Linked DNA regions of Mus musculus: region 2 is linked to region 1. A link is a loop called in an ENCODE intact Hi-C map of the cell type or tissue named here. Cell type or tissue: heart. All regions are shown on one strand. Links, peaks and the distances in the headings refer to the core of each region. The heading gives the core; the rest is flanking DNA.

Region 1 (8,435 bases), core at 143-8,142:
GGAAAGATCTTCCCTGTCAATGGATTCAAGGAATTAATAGTGATGAATGTCCACGTCACCGACAGCAAACTATAGTCAATGCAATTACTGTTCTTCACAGATGGGAAGAGACAATCCTAAGTTCATATGGAAGGACAGATCTTTAGTCACAATCCCTGACTTAGCAAGGAGCTGTAGATGTATAAAGAGCAGGGTACAACCCTGATATGTAATGGTGCTCCTTTGGCTCCCACTCTCCTTCCTTCCCAGAACAGATGATGCCACTGCTGGGCATGTCCACTGCTACGAACACCATTCTCACTAACACCCCTGCCCCAGCCACTGGCCTTAAGGGTTTCCCTGAAACCCCAAGCACAGGTCAATGAGGAAGGGAAGACGGTGGGCAGAAAACGGTTTATGTTTAAATGAGAAACAACATAGTAAAGACTGAGTACTGTGAGATACAGGCAAAGAAGGGAAGAGTCAAACCAGATCCCAGAGAAGTGGAACTCCAACTCAAGCACAAAAAGAGACTTTACATGGGTCAGGAAATGCGAGACAAGGAGAAGTCTAAGGAACTCTTTTCTGATGACCTCAAATATTCCAGAGCTGTACAATGCTGGGATCTGCCGGGTGTGGGACGGAACAGAAAGGGGACACAAAGGACTGCAACGTAGTTAAGGCCTAGCAGAAGTTGGAGACACAAACTTTTAGTGAATTTAATCCAATTTCTCCACTTTAATTTTTTTGCCTAACTCTAATTTGAGTTTTCCTGGGAGGGTGTGGCTAAAGAATGTTCATATGAGAAAGAGAGGCGGAGAGGAGAGGGGCTCCTGGCTGTGTGTGTGAAGGAGAGGACCAGAAGACAGCTGACAAACAAGGAAGGAACCTGCAGCTCACAGCTACGGCAACAAATGCATGTGGAGGTAAGACTTTACAGTACGTGGTCAAAATGTGAAACCCCTAGGCAGCTTTTAGCTTCATGGTCCTGGCTGCCTGACACCCCCTCCCCCAACACAGTTTACTCACAACGGGATGCCCACTCCCCGACCCTTGCTATCAAGTTCTCACGTCCTAACACATGCACACCCACAGCCAACCCAAACTCTAGTGTTTCCAAACCCAGGATACTGCAGTTTCACCCGCACCCAGCATTCGCCGCTGGCCACTGACCTGACTCTCTGGCTGTGGGGGCGGGAAGGGCGTGTACTCCTTCTTGACACTCTTCTTCTTCGGTTCCTTGCGTTTATTCACATTTTTGTGCTTGAACTGTGGCAAAAATCTTTCCCAACTTTGTGATCGTAACTCGGAATCTTTTGCCAACTCCCGTTTAATCATCAAGGTCTTTAGGCACATACATATAAATAAAACTATGTATTTTAAAATTCATACATTATCATCATCATCATCACATTGCTTCTAAAAGTAAGGACAAGCTTCTCGTGTTCAGAATGAAACCAACTGCAACGAAACTAAGCCTGCACAACCAGCCAAATACCAGAAACTCTAAGTCTAGATCAAACGAAGACATCATATGAAAGCGAAGCCCAGCTTCCCTGCCATCGTCCACTAAATAACAGGGGGAGTTGGTGCTTAGTTAGCTGTTGCTTCCAGTGAGTGGGAAGCCTTCAGTAGCAACTGAGGTATCCTAAGTCCCAGGAATTTAAAATCACTTTTACCCGCAGCTTCCTGAAATGTCAGCGCATCCCCCACAAGCACCCATCAACACTATGGCTGCATCAGTGTCTCCCCACACACGGTGCAAGCATTAACTCCCAAAGGAAGCTTTCATGCAACCTGAGAGTCCAGACTTTGACACAGGCAGAAAATCTACTGATGCCGCCTATCCTCAGTCCTGAGCGGCCTCTCTTCACTGCACTGGAATGCTACAATGAAGGACAGGGTCTCTTTCCATAGATTTTACGAGGGAGATACAATCTCCAAAGAGGGCCAGGGTAGAGAGTGGTGGGACAAATTTTATCCCCAATTCTCTACATATTACATTTTCATACAATATTTAATTTTCAGTTTGTGAAGTAGAACTCTGACAATCACTAATTAATAATGTATAAACAAGACTCACTTTAATGTTATAAATTGGATGGATATTCTTCATGGTATCAAGGACTACTTTTCGAACCTGCAATTTACAAAGAAAAATGAAGCGGTCACAAAGATTTCAACAGACTGGACAGAAGAGGGGTAAGCTCCTGTAAACTCTCCTGTGAATCAGTGTCTATGGCCACACCGGATCCCATGAATCAGAGTCTATGGCCACACCGGATCCCATGAATCAGTGTCTATGGCCACACCGGATCCCATGAATCAGAGTCTATGGCCACACCGGATCCCATGAATCAGAGTCTATGGCCACACCGGATCCCATGAATCAGTGTCTATGGCCACACCGGATCCCATGAATCAGAGTCTATGGCCACACTGGATCCCATGAATCAGAGCCTATGGCCACACCGGATCCCGTGAATCAGTGTCTATGGCCACACCGGATCCCATGAATCAGTGTCTATGGCCACACCAGATCCCATGAATCAGAGTCTATGGCCACACTGGATCCCATGAATCAGAGTCTATGGCCACACCAGATCCCATGAATCAGAGTCTATGGCCACACCAGATCCCATGAATCAGTGTCTATGGCCACACTGGATCCCATGAATCAGAGTCTATGGCCACGCTGGATCCCATGAATCAGAGTCTATGGCCACACCAGATCCCATGAATCAGTGTCTATGGCCACACCAGATACACTTTAACTGTTCTCAGTGGTTTCTCCATCTTCTGTGACAGCAGTCAACTGTTTCAAACAAAGCATGTCTCATGACTATGACCATACAGTAAATAACTAACAAAGTACCCAAGGCCCTACAGGTACTACTGATTAGGGCAAGACAGCTGGATTTAGAGTCAAAAGACGAGGGTTCAAATCCTGGCATAGGGGCTACAGCTCAGCAGGAGAGAGCTTGCCTATTGTGCACAAGGCTTTGGGTTTGATTTCCAGCACTGCAAAAATAGTAATTGTTATTATAATAATAAATAATAACCCTGGGACTACCACATCACGTAAGAGTCGATTAATATTCCTATTTCAGCTTTATATCTGTAAAATGGAGATAAAACCATATCTCAGATCTACTGTAAGAATTAAGTACCATATTTCCAAACATGTAAAACTGTAAAGTATTTGATGTTATTATTGCTCCACTAGAAAAGAGTAGGTAATTTATGAGAGAGAAGCCATCAGAATGCCTACTAAGGGAATTCCAAGAGGGAGGCAAACCACACAGGCAGATCCAGCTCAACACGGTAAGAACAGGACCTGACAGGAAGCTATGTCCCATGGGTGTTCTCACAACATCTGAGAAGGTGCAGAGATGTCTACAAAAAACACTAAACCAAAAGATCCAGTGGTTTAAAGGGAAAGGTTGTAAAGGCTGACCTCTACTGGTTGCACGCGTTACTGCACTACCAGGACCTTGGCTCAGTATCCAGATGCTGACACCATGTGTGGATTGCAAGGTGAGCTACTTGGATCTGAACTTCCTCTGAGGTCTTACAGTGGGAAGGATGCTGATACATACACCTAACTGGGAACCGCACGTCTCCACAGCTGTCAAAGGTTGCCCAAAGCACCTGAGATTCTAGGAAGTGATGACGCCCTCAAGTTACATAGCAAACTATTTACAACTTAGAAACCAAAGCACATTCTAAAAATACGAAACGATTAGAAGACATTACCCGATGAACACTTATGTGACAACCACATTAGTTATTTCATGTGTGTCTGGTGGAAGTGTCGGGTCCTAGCTCTCACCTCTTTGAGGCCACTGAAAGGTCCGATGGCTGAGACCGTGTTCCCCTGAACCATGACGTAGCAGTTTGTCAGGAGCTCCAGTGCCTGAGGCAGAAGAGCAAGATCAGACTCAGTGCTCAGAGAGTAAGCGAGAGGTGCCCACGCCCCTTAACGACAAGTACCTTCAAGGTGGATCCTTTGGGACCAATAAGCCGCTGTCTTCTCTTCACAAACCTCTCTTTATTTCTCACTAGAGAGCCGATTTTAATGATGTCACACGCAACATCATCCTGAAGTATCCGTACTGCCTTTTAGGAGAAGGGAAAAAGCATCAGCATTTTTCTTTTCCAACCCCAGGCTACTAAAATGCAAGCACAAGCATGGACGCTGGGAGGAGGGAGGTGGGCAGATGGAAAGACGCAGCATCACAGGCTGGGGAACACGCTCCCTTGCTTCCCTGAGACCCTGCCCGCTTTGTTTTTGTGAGCAGAGTCTCTCACTGGCCCAGAGCTCACCAAGTTAATCCCCCTGGCCCAGACACACCTGTTCAAAGGAAACGCTCCTGGCCAAGAGCTTTATTAGGTCTCGGGCCCTAATGATGATGTAAGGGTCAAACGTCTTCTTTGTTGTACAAACAGTCATGCTACCCTCGATCAAGTCCAGCGTTGCTTTAACATGCTACAAAAACAAGGAAAGAACCCAAAATGGGTTCAGTTGTAGATCATTATAGAGTCGACCCCAACCAAACTAAGAACCTCTGTGCCCATCAGCTAACTTCCAAAGCCTCTCAACTCCCTCCTGGAATCAGCTGGGCCGTTAAATACAAATGATGAATACTTGATTAATTTCACACTTGACAGGATGTAAGAAACTGAAGCAATTGTAACCCAAGACCGAGAAATGAATTTTCCTTTTTAATCTCTTTCTACTTGGTTAAGGGACTAAATACAAAACAAATTATGACAGGTTTACAAAGCAATAGTTAGCAAAAGTGAGCACTAACTCTCAAGAACAAGAACCACATGAGGGAGGAGGGAGAGTGCACATTCGAGCACATGCACACGTGGAGGCCAGGGGTCGGCTCTCAGTGTCACTCCCTAGGCACTGCTTGGAGCTCACCAAATTAGCTGTCGGCTAGCCCGTGAGTCCTGGGTCTTCTGCCTCCATACCTGGCTGCTTACACAGGGTCTGAGGATGGAGCTCCAGGCCTGAGGCTGGCATTACAAGCACTTCACCAACTGTGTGAGCTCCACAGCCCCAAGAACTGGATTTTAACAGAGCAAAGCAAAAGGCTCTTTTCTGCCTTGTGACACATTCAGAAGAATCCTGCATCACGGTGGGTGAGCAATGAACATTTCAACACCAGCACTCTGGAGACTTGGCGGCAGGGAGCAAACATGGAAAAGCTGGGTGCACCAGCGAGTGTTGTTTAAAATAAACTCTGAAACATGGCTTGGCTAAAACTGGCCAGGTACACGAGTACATGATTACCACCACTGCCTACGAAAGGCATTTGGAGTTGTGGATGGAACAGGTAATCCTAGATGGCTTGAGGAACCTCTAAACTATTAAGAGGACAGGTATTTCTCAAAATACTTTAATTATGCACAAAATTAAAAATGAATGAACTCTAAGAATAAAGGTGACCTAGATTCTTTTAAATACTAAAGGAACCAAATTAAGCAGCTATGTTGGCATTTCTAAAACCAAAATCCACCAGCACACACAAAGCTCTGAAAGGAACTGTTTAAAGCAGGCGTACATGCTCATTCAAGGCCTTCTGCACCAGCGGCCAGCACTCCTTCAGGTAAGCCTCGCGGTATTTCGGGAACAAGGTTGCGAAGCTGCTCTCCTCCAAGAGTCCTCTGGGATTGTCCTCTTTGGAAAAAGCTGGTTCCTTCCAACCATCAGGGACAGTGAGGAGCTCCGCCTCATCTACAGAGGAAAGAATTCACACATCACATGGAATGGTCCTTCACACACGTGCGCACTCTATGCACATCTTCAGAAGATCACCAATGCATTGTTTCATATCCGCATCCCTGGTTGTTACATTATTCAGCATCATGACCACGGCCCCATCATCATCATGATGCTGTAATAGGATCATCTGAATACATTGCAGTTGCCTCATCACAAGGATGCTTTCCCTGTACCCACTCTAACTGGGATGCACCGGTAGACAGCAATTACTAAGACACTTTCACTGCACAATAAAGTGGTTCAAACACCTTATCACTTTTATCCCTTATTATTAATAGCCTTTCTGACTTTCTTGGTACAGTCCTACCCCCACCCCCACATGTCTGTGTGTGTAAAAAATTCCTAAAAATGGATTCTGGTGTACAATGTCAATTAACAGCCACTGTAATACAATTTTAGGATTTCCAAAGAGCTTTATACACACCTTTCATCAATAAAAGAAAGCCACTATTACTATTTCTACTTTATAGAAGATATTCAAACCAAAAGGAGTGACAGGCCAGAAGGACAAATGCTGAAATGGCCTAAAATCCTGACAACTATGAGATCACCTCTGGAGAGCCTGCTTCACTTCTCAAAACTCCCTGTCCCAGAACTTTAGAAACCCCTCAAATCCAATAGCTACACGTTAACTCTACCCGAAGAGAACCATCCTTGATCTTGCAGCGTCAGCACACCTGTGGGAGTTTGTGGGCAAGGCCATCTGGGGCTCCATCTCAGGCAGAGTGAATCTGCATCTCTGGGGTGAGGCCCAGAGATCTGTGCTTAAACGTCATCCTGTCCTTAAACCACCGAGGTCTGAAAGGCAGGCCCTTGGCCCACGTTATTAGCCACAGGTAAGAAAATGTACTTTCTACTTCCACTCACTCTGCCACTTCTGGTTCAAACTCCTGACAATGGGTCCTCATAAACCACTCATTCTCCAATACCTTCTTTTTAAAAACTGCAAACTAAAATCCTATAAAAACTGGGAACATGGGCGGTTGTGGCACACGCCTCTAATCCCAGCACTTGGGAGGCAGAGGCAGGTGGATTTCTGAGTTCGAGGCCAGCCTGGTCTACAAAGTGAGTTCCAGGACAGCCAGGGCTACACAGAGAAACCCTGTCTCGAAAAACAAAAAAAAAAAAAAAACAAAAACAAAAACAAAACAAAACAAAACAAAACAAAAAGCAAGCAAGCAAACTCAGGCCCAGGGTTAAACCTTCCTAAGACAGAATGTGTGAACCCTAGTAGAGGAAAGGGAAGGGAACTAAGGCCACTTAGGACCAAGAATATCACTTGCTTATTAGGTTAGGGTGAAAGTCTAGCTATATAAGTACATCCAGGACCTCAAAATCAAAACACAACAACAACAAAAAAAATCACTGTAAATTTAGATCGATGAGCAATCTCAACTATTAGAGTTGTGCTGGCCCAGTTTCCCCTCCATGGTTGACTATACCCTCACGCTTTGAACGTAAACAAACCTTTCCTAAAACAGAAAAAAACCTGGCACAGCTCCTTCCGGTAGCATTAGCATAACTTGAAGATACCCTGCAATTGAGTTTCCAATCCTAAATTCCTACAGAGACCCTGAGGCATTACCAGAAGACATGCACAAAGGTGCTTACAAGAGCAAGCTGAAGGCAGAGCTCAAATGTCCGCCAACGACGGAATTTAAATATTACACAGCATCGTAAAGAATCAGAAGCTAAAGACACAGACAACATACATAGAGTACACAGCTCCATTCATTCTCCTATGATTCAAAAGGAGACAAAAATCGAAGCGTTTTGTTAAAAATCATAATAGCTGTAGATAGGTGACAGAAAGCTCGAACGAATTACTCCGGGTACCAGAAAGGAAGCTATATAGCATCTGTGATTGGCACATGGATAACTTGAGGAAGATGGTCTACTCATCCTGTCAATTCCTCAAGCGTTGGTTTGAAGCTTTTACCGGTGTCTATAGTCCCTGCCGTATTTTACGTACTTAGTTTTTAAAAGAAAAAAATTTTTCTTTTTAAATTGAAGGTAGGTAAAAACCAAACTCTCATCAAAACGGAAAGAAGCAATCAAACTAGAGCAGCCAAAAATCAAACTAGGGGTTAGAGCTAAAGACTGAGAGCTGTGTCATTTAGCAACTTAATAATCAGATAAAAGTTCTGACAAAACTTCCCATTGAGCTCCGTCCCCACCTTTCCCCGTCCGCCTCCCTCATCACCATCGGCGCTCGCAGGACACGAAGATTCTCCCACCTGATCCTGATCCGCATCCTCTCAACCTCCCCTCCCCAAAGCTCAAGGCAGAACTGCCGCGCCTTCCACAATCTCTGAGTCCTCACACTTTTACCGGGGACAGAAGGCGCATCGGGTACACTTGCCAGGGACGGTCGCTGGCAAAAACACTGCGTTAGCTGCACGTGGCCGGCGCAGCCATCAACACCCGCAACCCTCGGCTACCCCGGCTACCGCAGGCACTGCACAGCCTAAAAGAGGCTCAACCCAAGTGCGCGGCCAAAGAAAGAGACAAAGATGCTTCGAGATCCGCCAGCTCCGGGCTTCGGGTCTCGCACTGCCTCACCTTGGGTCTCACGCTTCTGTTTCTGCGGCTGAGAGTCACGTTTTTGAGCTTCTTTGGCAGGCGCCTCCGCAGAAGTTGCCATCGCAAAACTGCTTCCGGC
Region 2 (8,435 bases), core at 362-8,361, 950 kb before region 1:
TTCAGAATTTCTGTGTTATCCAATTGTTTCAAAATTTGAAATAGCCATGATATAAGAATATAGGATCCTGGACCAAATACAAAAGTAACTGCATAAAAGACATAGGACAACTGATTCAAATGGATCAAATGTTATACAATGATACTAGACTCCATCTGAATTTCTTAAAGTGTGATCATTGTATGGTGATAATGTGAAAGAATGCATCTTTCTTAAAGTATCTGAGCAATGAAAGACTTAGAAATGATAAAACCTGTTTGCAACTTACTGTTAGATTGTGCAGTACACACTAATTCAGACTTGCTTCTGGAAAAGAAACTTTAAAGGAAAACAAATAGATCAAAAGTGCGATAATTGTCAACATATAGCTCTGGGTAAAAGGTTAATGTGCACAAACTATTTTTACTATTTCAATGCAGGTATGTATTTGAAAATATATGGATTTTTTTTAGGTTTCTATTAACAGTTGGCACATTCTGATTGCCAAAACACAAGTAATTTCTAGATTTTTCTAGAAAACTAAGTTTCTATATTATGTTTTTGGTGCCGATCCTTAAATCCAAACAGGAAGCATAAAATTCTGTGCTTCCTTGTATACCTCCCCAAGTTAAACCCTGACACTTATTAATGATGCCATGTTGTGCTTGCAGACAGGAGCCTAGCATGACTGTCCTCTGAGAGACTCTACCAGCAGCTGACTGAGACAAACGCAGATACTTACAACCAAAGACAGAGATCAGGAAGAGCTCCCCAATGAAGAGTCAGGAGGAGAACTGAAGGAGCTGAAGAGGGTGGCAACCGCATAGGAAGACCAACAGTATCACCTAACCCTCTCTGTCCCCTGGCAGTTCCCAGAGACTAAGCCACCAACCAAAGGCCATGCATGGCCCCTTGCACATACGTAGCAGAGGACTACCTTGTCTGGTCTCAGTAGAAGAGGTATGAGATGGGGGTACATGGGTGTGGGGGGAGGGGGTTGGTGGGGTGGGAGGGGAGTACACGCTCAGAGGCAAAGGGGACGGGGGACGGGGGTGAAGAACTCTTGGGGGGGGGCTGGGAAGGAGGGCAACAATTAGAGTGTAAATTAAACAATTAAAAATGTTTCAGTAGTTATTTGATTTTTAAGACTGACATGAAACCCTGAAGAAATGCACAATCTCATTACAAACAGTTTTAAAGCATAAACCTGCACATACAAACATGTTCTCTGACAAATAACTCTAGAACATGACTGGCAACTGGATGAGTTGACTTTGGGATGCATTCTGCTGCCTCATTTGTCTCTATTTTCTGTGCATACAAAAGTGACATACCCAAAATATATGTGTTTTCTTGTTTAATTTACAGAGCAGACCACAAGCACAGTTCCTACCACCACTAATTATGCTGTTGGTTTCTCCCATTTGGGGAAGCCAAAGGTACCAAAATATCCCAAGTACAGTGATGAGCTCCCACCCTGAAAACGTCTTCTCGATCATGCTATCTCCCCTGCCAAGTAAGTATCAAATATATGGCTATGTTTATAAATATGTTTATATAAGAATGCAAATGTTTTCCTCTTTAAAAGAGTGGCTTCTCCCATTGCACACATTGTTTAAGGGGGAGAAAAAAAAGTCAAAGATAGTTGAAAAATGATGGTATTCCTTTGGCGCACTACTTATTTTAATGCATATACTTTAAGGCCACTTATGATGAAGTACTCCATATTATCTGCATTGCACTTAGAAAATGAACTAAATATTAATAAATATAGTACATTCAACACTCCATTAAGATCACCAATAAATTTCTCATTTATTTTTTAGAAAAATAAATGAAATCTCCAGTATATTTCAATTCATATTAAGACAATTTAGTGATACAAATAGAAGACAAAATGGGAGTTAGACTACAGATTTTCAAAACAATACTGTTTAGTCAGAGTAAATAGAATTATCATTATTTGAATTTCTATGAACATAAAAGCACATATACTTTGAAATAATTTTTATTGAACTGTACTAAATGTATTAGATAAATACAAGACAGTTTCCAACTCCCACAGTATAAGATTAAGAAAAACAATCTCCTATTTGTTTTGTCAAATTAAGGGAACAAAGATTTTTCAATGACCTGGCATGAACAAATTATACATCGATAATGACAAAGGACAGTTGTCTGTTAATAAGAACTTTTGTTTGGCAATAAATGTGTTAGCACCAGCAAATGTCAAAGCATGCTAGACATGAAGCTAGACAGTCAGACCCAAACCAAGACCTGCAGAAAAAAGTCTAAACTTCACAAATGTCTCTGAATTTGTACTAGACCTGGAAAGTAGAGTTTTACACTTAGTTTGAAGAGGAAAGAGTTTAAAGCAAAGATGCTTGAAGTCCTAACTATATTTTCTTTATCTAACTAGGCAGTCTGTACCACTGTATACATCATGCAAGCACCATGTGAAAATTCTTATACGTATTGCTATGTGTCTCACTACAAAACTATGTGATGACACCTATTCCTGAAATGTCAAGAAAACAGATCCCAATACAAGATTCGCATAGGCATCTACTGTAGGAGGCAGTCTGATTCAGTAACATGTACTCTTAAACATTACATGGTTTATTGTATGTCCAGATCCCACAATGTGTCAATACGTTAATTTTTTGAATCTAGAACATCTAGATTATACAAAAGTCCAATTTTTTTAAAGTTCTGTCTTTTTTTAAATTAAAAAAAAAGAACTCTGGGCAGAAAAAAATTAAGTAGCATAAGCTAAATGATTTGTATCTGCCAATTTGTGAGATCTAAATTAATTAAATAGACAACTAGAAAATACAGTTGTTTACAAATAGTTTGCACTCTAAATCAATCAGTGTAAGGTAATTCTGTACTGAGGAAAATATGATCATCTTATGCTTTTCTCTAATCTGGAAATCTTGCATAAGAAAGCTATAAAGGAGGATTTGAGTTTTTCCTTAGCCACAGTTCTTTCTGATAAATTGCAAAAGTAGAGCAGTTGCAGAGGAGGATCAAATAATGAACAAGAAAGAAAAAAGTAAAGAAAGAATACAGTGATTTCCTTATGTTTGAATTCACAACTAATCTTTTTAGGAATAGCTAGCTAGCATCTTCTGATCCATTGTGGTTAGTAGTGTGTTTTATCAGTGACAGAATAAGGACTTGCTTGAGTCAAATGAGAAAAGTTGTTAGGAGCTGGCTGCAGAGGATTTGGTGGGACGGTTCCAGTTCTCACAGTGAAAGCAGTGTAACTTTAGGAAAGTCTTCCCCCTCCTCTTTGCCTCCCCCAAACTAAGCGCACATCATTTTTATCTTGTAGCACATTTGGAGACGTATATAATCATTTCTTTACAGTCACGCTGACTTAATGGTCTTATAAGTGAGATAAATGCCTTAGGTTTATTTGATCAATATATTTGAATTATGCCTTTAGTGTCAGGATTCTAGTTGTTTTCATTCAAAGAAAGCCTCAAAGATAAACTATAGGGCAATTTGTTTCCTTGCATCATCTAGTGGATTTAAATGACAACTGCGGCAGTACTGTAAATTACTGCAAGCCAATCCTGTACGTCAAATTTTCAGTCGTATGTGGATAAACATGCCTGAAATCATTATTCGATTGATTACACAACTGGACAAGTAATTATTATTCCTCCTTTTACGTAAGAAATCATTGAAACACAGGTGAACGCATTAGTGAACGTTTAAAGCCCTAAACAAAATACCATAGCATCGTCGATAACATTTTATGAACCGGGAGAGAGAAAAAGACACAGGCAGGAATGCCAGTTGTCGCCACTGGCTCGCACAGACCAACAGTGCTCCCAGGCCAGCGAACTGCGCCAGAGCCCGAGCCCAAGCCCAGCCTCCGCGCGGAGCCAGTGCGCAGGCGCAGCACCGGGCGGAAGTGGGGGGGCGGGCCCAGACTGTCAGCGAGAGGAAGAGGCCCGAACGGCTGGGTGAGGCGCCGAGACGGTTTTCGCGGCGAGCCGGGCTCGGGTGCAGCTCAGAATCCCGAACTTGGGTGATCGTCGCAGCCGAGCGAGCGTTGGGGCTCCGGAGCGGCGGTTGCTGTCGCCGCGGACGCCGCCGTCGTCGCCGTTGCCGTCCCGGAGGACGAGGCCCGGAGAGGCCTTGCAGGCCTAGCGGAGCCCGAGTGTGCCGTGAGTAAAGCCAGCGCCCTCCGCACGGTCGCTTGCCGGTTAAGATGGAGGAGATTTCGTTGGCCAACCTGGATACTAACAAGCTGGAGGCCATCGCCCAGGAGATCTATGTAGACCTGATAGAGGATTCCTGCCTGGGCTTCTGCTTTGAGGTGCACCGGGCGGTCAAGTGTGGCTACTTCTACCTGGAGTTTGCAGACACTGGGAGCGTGAAGGATTTCGGCATCCAGCCAGTGGAGGACAAAGGCGCGTGCCGCCTCCCGCTCTGCTCCCTTCCTGGGGATCCCGGGGACGGGCCCCAGACGGAGCTGCAGCGTTCACCTCCGGAATTCCAGTAGTCACCACCTGAGAGAGGGCGACACAGTGACCAGGACAATAATAGAGACTGGTCCCCGTGGCTTTGGAGGAATAAGCTAAGTTGGAGAGAAAAAAAATTAAATCAACAAATAAAGGAAAAGCAAACAAAAGTCCCATTTACCCCCCTTCAAGATCTTAGCATTAAAATACAAAAAAAAAAAAAACCGAGAAGGCGTAAAACGAACAAAACACCCAAAGAGGAGAATTTAGGAATCCCGGTCCATTTGAAAGGGTCTCCCATGCCAGCTCTGAAATCCTGGGCAGAAGAAGGTCCAGAGGCGTCGTGCTGTATTTTGAGCTGTATAAAATACATGTGGATGTGCAAGGACCCTGAACTGTCCTCGGTACACAGGTGAGCAGCTGTGTACCCAGCCTATACAATTCTATTTGTTTCTCAGATTCTGCATCTGCCTGATGTCATGGGCCTCCTTCGAAGTTTTAGATGGTGTTGATGGTCAGGCCCTGATCAGTCAGCTTCGGTGGACTGCTCCTCTGATTTCTAAGCCTCCAATTGGGCCTCTTTGATACAAATAGAAGTCAGGTATGTGACTTAAATACTAAAAATATTAATATTCCCGTTTGAATTCGATGGGAAGCCCTTGTGCCCTTGTCTTCAAGAAGTTCCAAATCACCTGTTTTCCAAAGGTCCAGCATTTTGTGGGGACAAGGCCTTGCCTTTGGCTCATCAGAAGACCTGTCTTTCCATCCTACTGAGTGGCAAAGGTTTGGCAAAGGACAAGGTGGTTTTCAAACAGCTGAAGATTTTCTTTTGATGCTATGAGGATGAAGTGTACCTCCGCGACTGCACATCATGTCCAACTGGAAGACTCATGTCTTGAATTACATACTGCGGACATAAGTTTGGTGGGACGGTTTTTTCCTACTTTTGAGTTACTGGTGATGTAACCAGCCCATGGGTCTGACTTGATCATTATGACAGGTCGCTGCCCTCCAGTGGTACCACTGACCTACAGAAGGACATCATGGCAGAGCAGGAGGCTGTTTAAAAATTGAGCCAGGAGGGAACTTTTTTCCATCTGCCTTCAATAATGTGAATGAGTTTAATGCTAAGAGCCCTGAAACAGGCCTGGTTTACCTGGTATGGTTGCAGAATTCCTTCATCAACTGGGCAGTCAGACCTCTGCTGTGCTGATTGAGACTGTCTCCACCTTCTCTGCCCTCACAAACAGCAGTTCATCACTTGGTCCTCAGAACCTCCTTCCAGCAGGGGCTGTATATTTCTTGATGGAAAGTTGGAGGCAGGGTTAGAAGTAAAGGGGAAGTGAGTGGCATATCAAAACTGGTCTGTTTCAGTCCCTAAAATGGGGGGTTATGGAGGGTGGGAGTCCTGAGGTGAGCAGAAAAGAAAGGTGCTGCTTTATTTGAAATGTTTTCTTACCTCATTCTGTGCCCCAGTAAAGGGTCCAGCCTCATCTGTCTGGCTTGGCCATGTTCCTGTCACTGCTCCACTGCCTCTCTGGTGCAGCTCATGATTCCAGGTGCTGCTTGCCACACTAGGTTTTCTCTCGACCAATTTCAGCTCATCTTCCAGTGCTGCTCCTCCGAAGCCTACACAAGTTTCCTTTTTCCTTTTGTTGTCGTTTTCGTTTTCTAACTTTAAATTTTTATGTTGTTTTGTTTTACCTGTTTTTATGGAAGCCTTAGAGGAGAATCTCTCATGGCTCCCTCTGTTTGGATTGGAATGGGAAAATAACAAAAAAAAAAAAAAAAAAAAAAAACAACCTTTTTTTAAATTTACAAGGCAGTGTCATGTCTAAGTGTTTCTCTTATATAAGGCTGCCTTGCTAGTATATCTCCCTGCCTGTCATGAGTTCTTTCTTCCCATTGCTACTTGGATACGGCCTCTTAGGACTTACTGCAGAGCCAGGAATGCTGGCATACACAAGGAAGGAGTTGGTTCTGCTCCACATTTCTAATCCTATTGTGTATGTATCTTCCTTCTCCCAGGAGCTATTTGAAGTGTGTGGACTAATTTGGATTATACTCAAAGAGTTGAGGCAATTATAGTGCTTGAGCCTTGAGACTGTCTGTTGTTGCCTTCTCAGAGTTTTGCAGCTCAGGGTTGGGGCCTAGTTACAGTTTGGATCCTTAGTCCAAGAATTTTGAGAACGTGAGTAAAACCTTGGCAGGAGCTAAAAAATACTTAAAAGATACCTTGCTACATGAGTTCTTTAAAAACCTTCAGTGAATTGTGGAAAAACAAAAAAGCAGTGTGAGATTCCTGCTTATATAAAGTACTTGGGAAACATGAAAGGGAGAAAGGCCATGGCCCACTCACTCTTGCCTTCAGATAGGGAGCTCAAATGTGACTTTAGTTTTCTTGCCTTTTCTGGTTAGAACATAAAGATGTGGGTAGTAGTTTGGGGTAATGGGTTTGCTCATATTACTTCCCTTCTTGTTACTGCTTTTGTTTTCTGTCTCCAACATTTTCATTAGGGCTGTAGCTCCCCACTCTGTGTAGATAAAAGGTGGGTTCAGTCCAGCTATTATTGCCCTGAGGGAACAAACTACTTTTTTGGGAGCAAATGTTCTCCAGCATATAGTTGACAGTGGTTAGGAGCCCTCCCCTTCCCCTGCCCTCCTGTAACAGCAGAATCCTATCCTTCCTCTTCTGTTCATTGTATTGACCAACCAGTAATCCTATTATGTATCTGAGTGTGTGTATAGGGGGAAGGGGTTCTTTACATTTTCTGTGGTTTGTGCTTTTTTCTTCAGTAAATTAGTTCCCACCATCGCATGCCCAGGGGCCACTACCTGGCATTATCGCATGCTGGGATCATTGGGGGAGGGTAGTTTGAAATTCACCACTGTCCTTTGTTTTGGAGATTCTTATTTTTTAATAAGTAATCCGTCCTATACAAATAGCTAATTAACTCTTGTGTTCCCCCTGCCCATATGGCTGCTGGTGTAAATAAATTGCATTTTCCCATTGCTAAATGATAATAAAATTTAAAAGAAATATTTTGACTCATCTTCTTAATGGCATGTTTCCCAGGGGTTGTTGGCATAGCAAAATATTTTACCACTCTTGAATCTAGGTACTTGAATGGGAGGTACATCAAAATCCACAGAGGAACTCTGTCTAGCTTTTATTTCTCATATAATCCTTCAAATTTGGCTGTCTATTAAAGAAAAAAGTACATAAAGTTCCCTTTTTCATATGAGGTAAGAAGACAGTAAAATATAGTCCGGGCTACTAATAATGGTGCATTGTAGTAGTTTAACTTGTACAAAATTTGTTATAGTATATACGTCATCATCAAACTAACTTGACAAATGTTAAGTAGCAGAAAATGCTTCCTACCTACTGTCCCTTAGTTTGTCCCACTCCTTTAGGGTTTTTGTTTGCTTTTGAATAACATCTCTTAATTGTAATCTACAGTTTGAGCATTTCCTAGGAATTGTACATAAAATTTAGTTCTGTCCAAAGTCACCATAGTTCAAGGTGGGAAGTAGACAAGACAGAAGGCATGGGAAAGTACCAGAGTAGGAAACTTCTAGTTGAATACTCCAAATAGCCTTCTTTTCCATGATCATGAGTTGTAATTAAATGCAATTGGCCACCTAAGACCTACAGTCAAATCTGTTGAGAAATTGTTTTAAAAGAAAATGGGAAGGCTCTGTTAAAGAGCATGTGACAAGTTTACTATACAAAGTCCTAAAAATAAATCTCGATTTTCCTTAAATTTCTATTAAGTGAAATCTATATGGGAATCTACCATAACATTTTATTTAAATTACTTGATGCAGACATCCTATTTTGTAGAATTAGATTTAATATAGTCCTTTGTTTTCTAAAATGACAAAAGACCAACTATGTCCTATAGGTAGTATCTTTATTGTTAGAAAGGATATCAAATAGTTCATAGCTCTGCTGGATTTAGTAATTTCAAGTTA

The links. Peaks named below come from ENCODE experiments on the same cell type or tissue, not always from the same donor. Only the 100,000 strongest peaks of a DNase experiment are listed, where the experiment ranks them.
Region 2: a loop joins it to region 1, with 6 times the contacts of the local background. A loop is called at or near these places in 2 of 42 quality-filtered maps.

Annotation. Positions count from the first base shown.
Region 1 is chr10:111,972,775-111,981,209 of GRCm38, reverse strand. It overlaps Krr1 (KRR1, small subunit (SSU) processome component, homolog (yeast)), which reads right to left. Exons shown (of 10, transcript NM_178610.4): 1 at 8,336-8,435; 2 at 5,553-5,725; 3 at 4,334-4,468; 4 at 3,973-4,098; 5 at 3,812-3,895; 6 at 2,063-2,119; 7 at 1,153-1,323. The coding sequence starts at 8,417. Among named protein-coding and RNA genes, the nearest start is that of Krr1, 4.3 kb to the right of the region's middle. In heart, for the core only: a CTCF peak has its summit at 3,447 (motif pointing left); no DNase peak of the experiment used is centred there; H3K4me3 peaks cover 1,105 bases; H3K27ac peaks cover 249 bases.
Region 2 is chr10:112,924,492-112,932,926 of GRCm38, reverse strand. It overlaps Atxn7l3b (ataxin 7-like 3B), which reads left to right and starts at 3,901. Exons shown (of 1, transcript NM_001033474.2): 1 at 3,901-7,499. The coding sequence starts at 4,205. The coding sequence ends at 4,498. Gm22507 (a small nuclear RNA gene) reads right to left here and starts at 1,503; the gene lies at 1,343-1,503. In heart, for the core only: a CTCF peak has its summit at 3,529; a DNase peak (open chromatin) is centred at 3,886; H3K4me3 peaks cover 2,733 bases; H3K27ac peaks cover 1,495 bases.